Linked DNA regions of Homo sapiens: region 2 is linked to region 1. Evidence: chromatin contacts called from ENCODE Hi-C data. All regions are on one chromosome and are shown on one strand. Each heading gives the region's core, a stretch centred on a gene start or an enhancer-like site at or near the end of the contact. The rest is flanking DNA. Distances are from core to core; before and after follow the strand shown. Region 1 holds the start of FLRT2-AS1 (FLRT2 antisense RNA 1). Region 2 holds the start of LINC02296 (long intergenic non-protein coding RNA 2296).

Evidence for each region. Hi-C counts contacts between places; a loop is a spot of excess contacts on that map.
Region 2: a map of IMR-90 shows a loop between it and region 1 (8-fold over the local background). The contact joins the promoter of LINC02296 here to the promoter of FLRT2-AS1 in region 1. A Hi-C loop is called at or near these places in 2 of 168 maps with a recorded cell type or tissue (A673 and IMR-90).

What each region holds. Positions count from the first base shown.
Region 1 is chr14:85,528,144-85,533,272 of GRCh38, reverse strand. FLRT2-AS1 (FLRT2 antisense RNA 1) reads left to right here and starts at 1,614. Exons shown (of 2, transcript NR_184170.1): 1 at 1,614-4,656. It overlaps FLRT2 (fibronectin leucine rich transmembrane protein 2), which reads right to left and starts at 3,129. Exons shown (of 2, transcript NM_013231.6): 1 at 2,739-3,129.
Region 2 is chr14:87,611,716-87,616,697 of GRCh38, reverse strand. LINC02296 (long intergenic non-protein coding RNA 2296) reads left to right here and starts at 3,235. Exons shown (of 16, transcript XR_007064294.1): 1 at 3,235-3,383.

The DNA.
Region 1 (5,129 bases), core at 365-2,864:
TTTACAGTAATGAATTCGCGGGATCGCCTCCGCAGCTCCCGCGCTCCTCCTCTCCCTCCGTCCCTCGCGCTCTGGCGCGCTCCGCTCCTGGAGCCCTCTTTCTCTCCCTCCCTCATTCCCTCCCTCTCTCCCGGAGTCCCTCCTACTTTTCTGGTTTAAAGAATGCTTGGGAGGCGCGGCTGCTACCCAGTGATTTCCAAGAGGCAAAGTCAGACTTGGCTTTTAACCCTGTCCTCTCTGAAAAGAGTTGAAGAGCGCCTGGCTAACCCGGCAGATGCCACCCTGACCTTCTCTCTATCTACCCGGCACATGCCGTTCCTACCACCAGTCCTTAGGGATAATGTCACCATCTGAACCCTGAAAGGAGAATTCCCCATACCTGCTTAATGGTGTACTGCCAAGAGGGAGGATCTATTACTTAGACACTGAGAAATGATCGAAATGTGAGATTAGAGGGTAAAATACAGCAAACCTCTCAACCAAAATGGCGTTATTTCAAATGCAGGCAACCTTGGTGATGTGCCCCCCACTCCTCACCCCATCACTAGTTCCCTCATCCTGGACCACCTTAAATGACTTTAACTGGGGGAGTAATCCAAAATTTAATAGGATTAATTTAAACACCCCCACTTTCTTCCTTCAACCTGGCTGCTTCTGGCAAGAGCGTTGTTAAATTTCCCCATAGATTGCAGCGGACAAAGAAAGATTCAGCCTAAAGATTAGGAAACAGTCTTGACAGCTAAGAAGCCTGATTTCTGTACAGGCAACGTTTCCACTTCGCAGTCTCTTTCCAAAGGTTAAAGGGTAATGTAAAAAACAAACAAACAAGTAAAAAAAGCTAGGTGCACGTCTCTATTTAGGAAGGAGGAGATGTTTTTGGTTTTCTCATCTTATTTCGTGCTGCTCTTCCTGCCTCCAGTAAGTTGCTGTCATGTTGTAACAAGTCCGGTGAGGCTGAATCTGAACAGAAGAGGGAGAACGAGCCCGCGCCAAGAGCTACGCCGAGACGCGCCGTCGGTGGGGCCACGCGAGATGCAACCGGAGAGTTTAAAACTAGCCCAGGACCAACCCCCCAGGGATCCGCTCAACTCTCCCCGCAGAAGAGTTTAAGTGGGGCAGTGGCCGCCACAGGCTGAGGATGATTTCCGGACGCGCCCCAGGCGCGACCGCACTACTCGTCCTCAGTTCAAAGCCTGAGTGACTTGGCACCACTTCCCCAATTGTTTTTTATTTCCTTCGCATCCCTGTTGTGTCTACCGCTTTCACGTATTTGAGAGCCTAAATCATGTTAAGACGACTTGGAGAAACGCCCGATTTGCCTCCCAAGCCACGCAAGGATCCACCCAGACGCACGCCCGCGCGGAGACGCACGCTGGCACACGCGCTCACACACGCGAGCACACACACGCGCACACTACCCGGTTCGTGCGCGCGGGTCGCTGTTCCTGTTGCATTATGCAAAGGTGGCTGGGAAAGCGCGTTGACTTACATTTACATAGCCCATCTTCTCCCCACAGTATGTGACTAATACGTATCCCGGGGAGGAGGGAGCGCGGCTGGGGGTGCTAATCGGAAGGGAACAGACAGTGAGTGCCATCTTGCTGGGAGGTTCCAGAAGCAAAGCGCCAACGACGACAGTAGCGGTGGCCTCAGCTCCACCAGTAACTGCCGCTGGCAGGAGCACCACACGCTCTAGGAGTTTCCCGGGTATCAAGTATGGGTCCAGCCCGTCCCAGTTATCCTCTTCCCCTATGGCTTCATTCCCGTTGTCAGTACCCCGACCTCAGCTTGCAACCTTGATCTTGGGCTTGATTATAAATGACGAAAGACCGCGGCAGCCTTCAAAGTGCGGGAGCGAGCCCCGTACTGGTCAGCGCGGCGGAGGGATCTTTCCAGGAGGCCCCAAGCCCCCAAGCCTGTGGAGAGACTTGGTAACAGCTGGCAAGGCCTGCTCCAGCCACCCTCGCTGGCTCCTTGCCCCTGCATTCAGCGCCTGAGGGCGTTATTCGCCCTCTCCCTGCGTCCCACGCAAGCGGCTCAAGGAACTCACTCGATCCGGATTCCGCCTCGTATGCTCTCCAAGCCTTCGCCACCTCCGCAGGCGCTCTAGAAAGGCGTGATGGCCCCAGCTCAGTGCCCGCCAGCCCGAAGAGGACAAGCAGGGCTGGAAGGGACTTGGTTTTGGAAAAAGCCCCACCCGCCCCCACCAACTGGAAGGAAAAGGAATTAGTATCCACCGCATCTGTTTAACTGCTAATAGATCCCAGATTACGGGCAGGTAGTAGGTTGGTGTCTTTAGATACAACAGCCTGATAATAACGCTGGTGACATTAACAACAGCTTGTGGAGGGGAGAGGGTTGTTACTGGTGAAAGTTAAGAGATTCAATCTAGGGAAGTAGGAGACTGAACTCTGACAAGGTTAGGGGCACTGAGAACCCCAATTTAGCATCGATGCATCTACCAGGCAAGAAAATTTGCGTTTTGACCCAGAACTCAGTCATGATGCTCCGTAGAGGAGGTGGATTCGACCAGCAGACAGATGTCCCCAAAGTCGAGAGAGAGCTAAGCTGCCTATTTTCTCTCCAGGTGAAAGACAAAGCCTAGAGCACCCCACTTAAGATGACCACCCCCAGCTCTTTCAAAAAAAAAAAATCCCCCGAAGAGACAGCGTGGTGCCAGCGTAGCAGCAGCTCGGCCGGTTACTGGAAACTTCACCTGGCAACGCAGCCCCTTTTACCTGACGGCTGCGTCTTCTCCTTGCAATGGGCTCATCCGAATCCGACAGGGTCAGGGAGGTGGAAAGGGAAGACGCTGGCGCGGCAGCAGCGGGGATCCCGGGGCATGGTATTGTTTTAGGGGTCGCCGCCGAGGTCCCTCCTGCCCATCGTTGAGAACTGCCACCCTGATCCCAGGGCTCGGTGGACACGGCGGCGGGAGCGGAGATGCCGCCTCGCCGCTGCTGGGCACCAGGGACGGAGGACCAGAGGCGCACCTCGGAAAGGAGTAGCTCAGCGCCTTGGCGCGGAGATTTGCGGGCACTGATGATATCTCGAGCGCTCGTTCCTCCGCGGTGACAATGGATAATGCCAAACGCGCAAGTGACGGCGACAGGTTTCGAACGTACAACTAACTACAAGGTACCCAGCCTGAGACAGTATGCTGCTTTTCCCCTCCTCCTCCTCTCCCTCCTACCAGGGAGGGAACTAACTTAACCCTGTGTGCGCCTGACACTCCCTAGAGAAGCTGGGATCGACTAGGAAACCGCAGGCAGCGGCTCCCGGGGGCGAGAGCTTTGTTCACGTGCGTTTCCAGTGGGTGTGTTGCTGTCTAGGGGCACTCGCGTGGCAAGACGCCCGTGGCTGGCTTCCAGCGCCCAAGATTCAAGGAAGGGAAGGAGCCCTAGCGTTTCATCCGGACCAGACCCAGCCCTCGGAGTCTATTTTTTGCCTCCAGTTACCGGATTTATTGAAGTTGCCAGCGAAGTTGGTTTTATTCCTTTACTTCTCTGCTCTCCGCCCCCGTCCACATCCCCCAACCCTGTATTATTTCCTGTCCTAGCTGCGCTTTAAAGATTCGGAACTTTTCACTCGTTCTAGCTACAGATTTTAACTGTGTTCCGTGTGCGAGACGAATTGTGGAGGGCACCCACCCACCCATGCCAAGTGTAAATGAAACCGCAAGAAAAGCTGCCTCCCACTCACCCATCCAGTGTCCGAGTAAGCCTAATGACACACATTCACATAACTAAGAAGACACGGGAAGATAGGGGTGCGGAGGACGGAGTTTGATGTGTGAATGGGAAATGGAGAGAGGGGACAGCGCGCGCGAGAGAAACAGCGCGAGCCTGAGCCTTAGAATGGAATAAACGGGAAACACACACAAGAATGACGATGCAAAAAATGTATCTAAGTCCCAACATTGACAGCAGAGGGTCAGCTTTAAGCGCCTACATTTTGATCCGCGAAATTTCCCAGCTTTTTTGGAGGCGGTTACATAGAGAACACAGGAGCCTCTGCCTTGGCCGCCCAGATGCTTTGCATTTTGTAAACAGCTTTGACTAAGTGCTCTGGACTTCCAAGAAGTTAACTGGAGTGGAAGGCGAGTCATATTGTGGATGCGGAATGGAAGCTTAGACAAGAAAAAACTGTCAGCAGAGCGCCTCTGCTCTCACCGTCACACCCAAATGAGCCAGGACGTCGCTCAGAGCGCAAACTGAGATCCACACAGGGACATCTTCAACCGAATCTTTCTTCTGTCTCCATTCCGGACTAAGGAAAGAAAGAAAGAAATACGGAGCCTTTATAGAGTATTCAGAGGCTACACACATGGATCTTGCTGAAACGGAGTTATTTAAAAACAGAGAAAGTGTGTTTTCCCATGAGATAGATGTTATAGTTTCTCTCTGAAACATACCCAAGTCTATGGGTGTCAATAATAGCCATTTCAAATGCCTCTCTGAGCCTTGCCAGCCCCAGAAGAGGCTGTGGGAATGCTGCTTCCAGCTTCCCCTGTGCAGAACTCCGTTGTAAATCCTTCTGAGTTTCCAAGGTGGCAGCAGAGCATAGGGATAGCTCCTCAAGCTCCAGCATCAACAAGGAAGATCACATTTTAGGACAAATACTCATCTACCTGCATTTAAACATCCATTTTCGTATGTAAGTGTACATAAGTATCCGCAGGAGGTTCTTCCTTTGAAATCTTGATCCAGGAAAGCAGCATAATTATTTCATCTTTAAGAACACATTTTAAAAAGGCAAAGCAGGATCTTTAAAGCAACAAAGGTTTTGCTTTCTGATTTATGCTGCTAGAAAATGAATGAGATTGAAAATGGGGGAGGGGGTGGTTGCAGATTTACAGAATTCATACTTTAAATTATTGGTGTTTCTAAACCATGAGCAAACCATGTTATGAGTATGTGCCACCTATTAAAAGCTATTGGTTGCATCTATTGTAATCACGACAAGGAAAATTAAGTAAGAAAAAATATCACGCCAAAGTACAAGCAGAATCGTTGTAACAAATTTCTTATGCACATGACCTATGAGTCAGCTTTAGAAATGTGTGATGATGGGGCCAGAGGAAGCAAACGAATAGGAAATGTGGCTCAGGGACTCCAAAGAGCAATAAT
Region 2 (4,982 bases), core at 1,986-4,485, 2.1 Mb before region 1:
AATCAGAATAGGGAGGTTATGTGGTACTACTGGACAAAGTCTATTACCACTATTAAAAAAGCAACTTGAGAAATCTTAGGTGTGCAAATTAGTGTGGGAGTGGTCAAAGAGAGACAGAGAGTGAAGTGATAGGCCAAGGTGAAATTTGAAGTCTACACCAACGGGCAGTGAAGACGGCAGAGCAAGAGGTATTTAGTCATCTGGATGTGTCATCTTAAGTCGAATGGGGAAGAGGCAAATTCAGCTTTTCAAATAACTGCTTTTTCTAAAACAACAAAACTATCAAAAAATGACTTAATAGTGAGAAGGTAGGCAGAATAAATGATCTGTGGCCTTTTATGTATTGGTCTGTGCTTACCTAAGTAATAGCTGTTTTGATGTAGTCAATGGCCCCTGGCCATGCACTGGGGGCTTTCTTCAATCCAAGAAAAAGTGTGGCCACTGGCCACTAGAGAGCAGCAGAGAGCTAAGAACAGATCTGAGGCTCCTGATGGAGGGACTTCGACACGCCAAGGTTACCACCTCCATCAACCCGCTACCTGAGATAGATGTTCTCCCCACCCCAACCCACTTTGTTGTTGTTGTAGTTTTTGTTTGTTTGGGGAAGATATTCCAATCAAGACGCTGCTTCTGAGGTTGAATGATGCCGGGTTATCATTCAGGAAGTTGTAGCTGTAAAACCTCTCTGTGCCTCAAGGTTGTCATCAGTAAAATGGGGCTACTAATAGCACATAACACACGGAGCTTCTGTGAGCACTAAGCACAAAGACACGGGCATTCAGTGGCTACTCAGTGAACAGTGCCATCGTAAACATCATAATCATTCTGTGGGACTGGGCTTGTTCAGAGCGTTTGGGGTTAAGGTTTCTTTAGACTACTTGGTGCAGGACAGATTTCCTAATTAATTATAGTAGTGTTTCCTTCTGAGCTCAGAAGTGGTTTACAGTCTGCGTCCCCACATGCTGCAGCTGCAATCACTCTCAAATAGCCTCTCACAGATGAGGAGACCTGGCTCACTAAAGATGATAGAACTGACGGGAGATGGAATTAAAGTCTTAAAGAATCCCCTGCCTAGATACCACTCAGGACATAGGCAGTGGCAAAGATTTTATGATGAACATGGGAAAAGTAATTGAAACAAAAACAAAAATTGACAAACGGGGTCCAGTTAAACTACAGAGATTCTGTACAGCAAACAAACAAAAAACCACCCCCCTCCAAAAAAAAAAGCTGTCAACAGAGTAAACAGACAGAATGGCAGACAATTTTTGCAAACTATGCGTTCAGCAAAGGTCTAATATCCATCATCTATGAGAAACTTAAAAAAAATTTACAAGAAAAAAACCACAACCCCATAAGGAAGTGAGCAAAAAAATAGACACTTTACAAAAGAAGATATGCATGCAGCCAACAATCATATGAAAAAAGCCGAACATCACTGATCATTAGAGAAATGCAAATTAAAACCACAATGAGATAGCATCTAACACTAGTCAGATGGCTATTATTACAAAGTCAAAAAATAACAGATGCTGGTGAGGTTGTGGTGAGAAAAGGATGCTTATTAGTTCAGCCATTGTGGAAGACAGTGTGGCGATTCCTAAAAAACCTAAAGAAGACAGAAATACCATTAACCCAGCAATCCCATTACTGGATATATACCCAGAGGAATATAAATCATTCTGTTATAAAGACACATGCATGCGTATGTTCATTGCCAAACTATTCACAATAGCAAAGACATGGAATCTATCTAAATGCCTGCCAATGACAGACCAGATAAAGAAAATGTGGACCATGGAATATTATGCAGCCGTAAGAAATGAATGAGATCGTGTCCTTTGTGGGTACATGGGTGGAGCTGGTAGCCATTATCCTTAGGAAATTAACACAGAACAGAAAACCAAATACCGCATGTTCTCATAAGTGGGAGCTAACTGATGAGAACACATAGACACAAAGACGGGAACAACAGACATTGGGGCCTTTCAGAGGGTGAAGGGTGAGAGGAGGGACAAGATCAGGAAAAGTAACTACTGGGTACTAGGCTTGATACCTGGGTGATGAAATAATCTTTACAACAAACCCCCATGACACAAGCTTACCTATGTAACAAACCTGCATTTGTACCCCTGAACTTAAAATAAAAGTTGAAAGGAAGAACCCCCCTGCCTAAAAGTGATGTTCCTTCTGAAAGTAGGAGAGGCTGGTTTGGAACAATGAAATTAGAAAATATGGTTTCATTACCTTTCAGCCAAAGGTCACTTTAATTGGGCAACTTTATTTTAATTAGAAGTTTTTAGGGTCTTGCTGTTCCCAAAATGTTGGTCTTCAAGAAGGTTAATATTTCTGTAATATAGGTAAATTCCAAACTGGCCCTTGGTTGGATATTCCAGTAAAATAAGAGCTTACTGAGCCCCTGCTCTGGACACAGTATTGTGCTGGATTCTATGGGAGATCCAGGCAGTGTGGAAGAAATGGTCTACAATTCAGGATCATAACAGCCGACACAGTAGGGGGCTGGATGAATCCAAGATGCTTTCCTGTATTTATTACTTCCTGAGGGATTTTTCTGCACAGAAAGGTAACTGGAAGATGTAACTCACTAGTTTTCCAAATAATGACTCATAGGGTTAAGACTGGAGTCACAATGCCAGAACCATATTTCTTTTGTTCACACTCTGAGGGGTGTCGTAAATATCACAAACTATTGACTTTTCACTACCTGTTTTCTCTTTTTTCTGGTTAATGATGCATCCAAGTTGGCTTAATGGACAAAGTTACTCACTAATCACCAGGATAGACAAGTAAACAAAAAAGATCTACAGTAAAAGTATAGTGTGGGGAAAATAAATTGGGGCTTTGGTTGAAGTACGCTAAATATAAGTCAATGGTGGGATGTGGCAGGCAAAAGAGATAACGCAATCTGGAATTACTAATGCCCACTGTCTGAAGGAGGGAAGTGTTAGACCAGTGGCTCTCAATATCTTTAGTCACTGATGTATTTGAAAATATGTAAGCTACGAAACTCTCCTAAGAAATAGTCATATACATATACAAATTTGAACAGACTCTTACAGATTAAATGTTCTTACCTCACCACAATGTCCTGTCAATATTGAATTAATTTCATATTAATCATGTCCTATATATAGATGTACAGGCACTGTCCATGCCTATGAAAAAATAACCAGTCTCCTGTTCTCTCCACCCACCTTAGAGTATGTAGGTGAGTGGGTTCTTGCATCATAGTGATTCTAAATGACTAGAAGTGAAGGGTCTGTCTGGCACAGCAGTTGGGGACCAGTACTGAGATTTCAGGACTTCCGATATGACCGTCTTTGTGGATCAGGCTGCCTTTACATTCAAGGTCGGAAGCAGAGGTGAGGATAAAATTCAATAGCTGCTAACTGCATTGCAGTCAATAGACCCATAAAGTAGGGGGGTTATGTTGGAATTTACTAGATAATGAGATGCATCCTAGAATGTTTAGGGGAAAGTATATGGATGTATAGAGTTAACTTTGAAATGCATCAGAAATAAGATGGATGGATGTATAGACAGTAGAGTAAATGGTTAGATAATTGATAAGCTAAAAATGTTAATGGTGAAATCTAAGTCATGTACACTGTAAAATTCTTTCATTTTTCTGTTCCATATTAAAAGTATAGAGAAATATAATTTGGAATTCACTCAGCCAAGTCAATCCCAATGGCAGTAACTAATTCAATGGAAATATTCCATCACTGTGATTATTTCCAGGAAATGAAACTTAACTCACAATAATTAATGCTGATTGTGCTTGTCATTAATCTTTTTGGAATCTGTCTCACTCCATTTTCTCAGTTTCGTATGACAGCCATTCATAGAGAATTGGGTTTTATAGAGCAACACTTTCTCCTCATGCTTGAAGAAGGTGGCTGTAGTGGTGGGAAATGTTCTGTGTGGAGGGCATTTGCTGTTCTAATTTTCTCAAGGGGCAAAATGTAATGGAAACATAATAGAGTAAATGCTCATGGATGTAAAGCGTTTTTAAAAAGTTGCAGTTTTATGTGTTTCTATCTTTCTTGTATTTTTTTTAAGATGGAGTCTTGCTCTGTTGTCTAGGCTGGAATGCAGTGGCCCATTCTCGGCTCACTGCAACCTCCGCCTCCCATGTTCAAGGGATTCTCCTGCTTCAGTCTCCCAAGTAGCTGGGATTACAGGAGCGTGCCACCACACCTGGATAATTTTTGCATTTTTAGTAGCGACGGGGTTTCACCATGTTGGCCAGGCTGGTCTCGAACTCCTAACCTCAGGTGATCCACCTATCTCAGCCTTCCAACGTGCTGGGATTACAGGCGTGAGCCACTGTGCCTGGCCAGCATTTTTTGGTGTTTATTTATAGCATAATTCATTTGCTTTAGATCAAGATAAATAATACCAGCCATTTCTATATGTAAGTCATTCTGTCTCTTCTGGACCCAAAGTATATTAGTTATACCGTCCCTGTGCTTAGGCTTACTCAGTGCTTAGGTCAACAACCTGTTGGCTGTTTTATTGCTTTGTGTTTCTTAGCAGAAGTGTGTGTGTGTGTGTGTGTGTGTGTGTGTGTGAGAGAGAGAGAGAGAGAGATTCTGTCCTCCTTGCCCTGGAGCCCATCACCTGTACATTTAATTTTCATTGCATGTAATGATAAAAGACAGTCCTTTGTTATTTAATTGAAAATAAACCTACTTTTGCTTTATTCCATGACACAATTTTTAGAATTCCGTATGACCTTTTTTTTTTGGAGTGGGGGATAAATTTATACTTAGAGGAAAGTCACAAAAATAGTACAGAGTTCCCAAACATGCTTCACCTGCCTTCTCTAATGCTGACAAATGACATAACCATTGTATAATCACTAGCATCAGGATATTGATGTGGTTACAATAGTGTTAATGAATCCATGGACTTTATTTGTATTTCACTGATCTCCCCACAAATATGGTTCCCTTTTT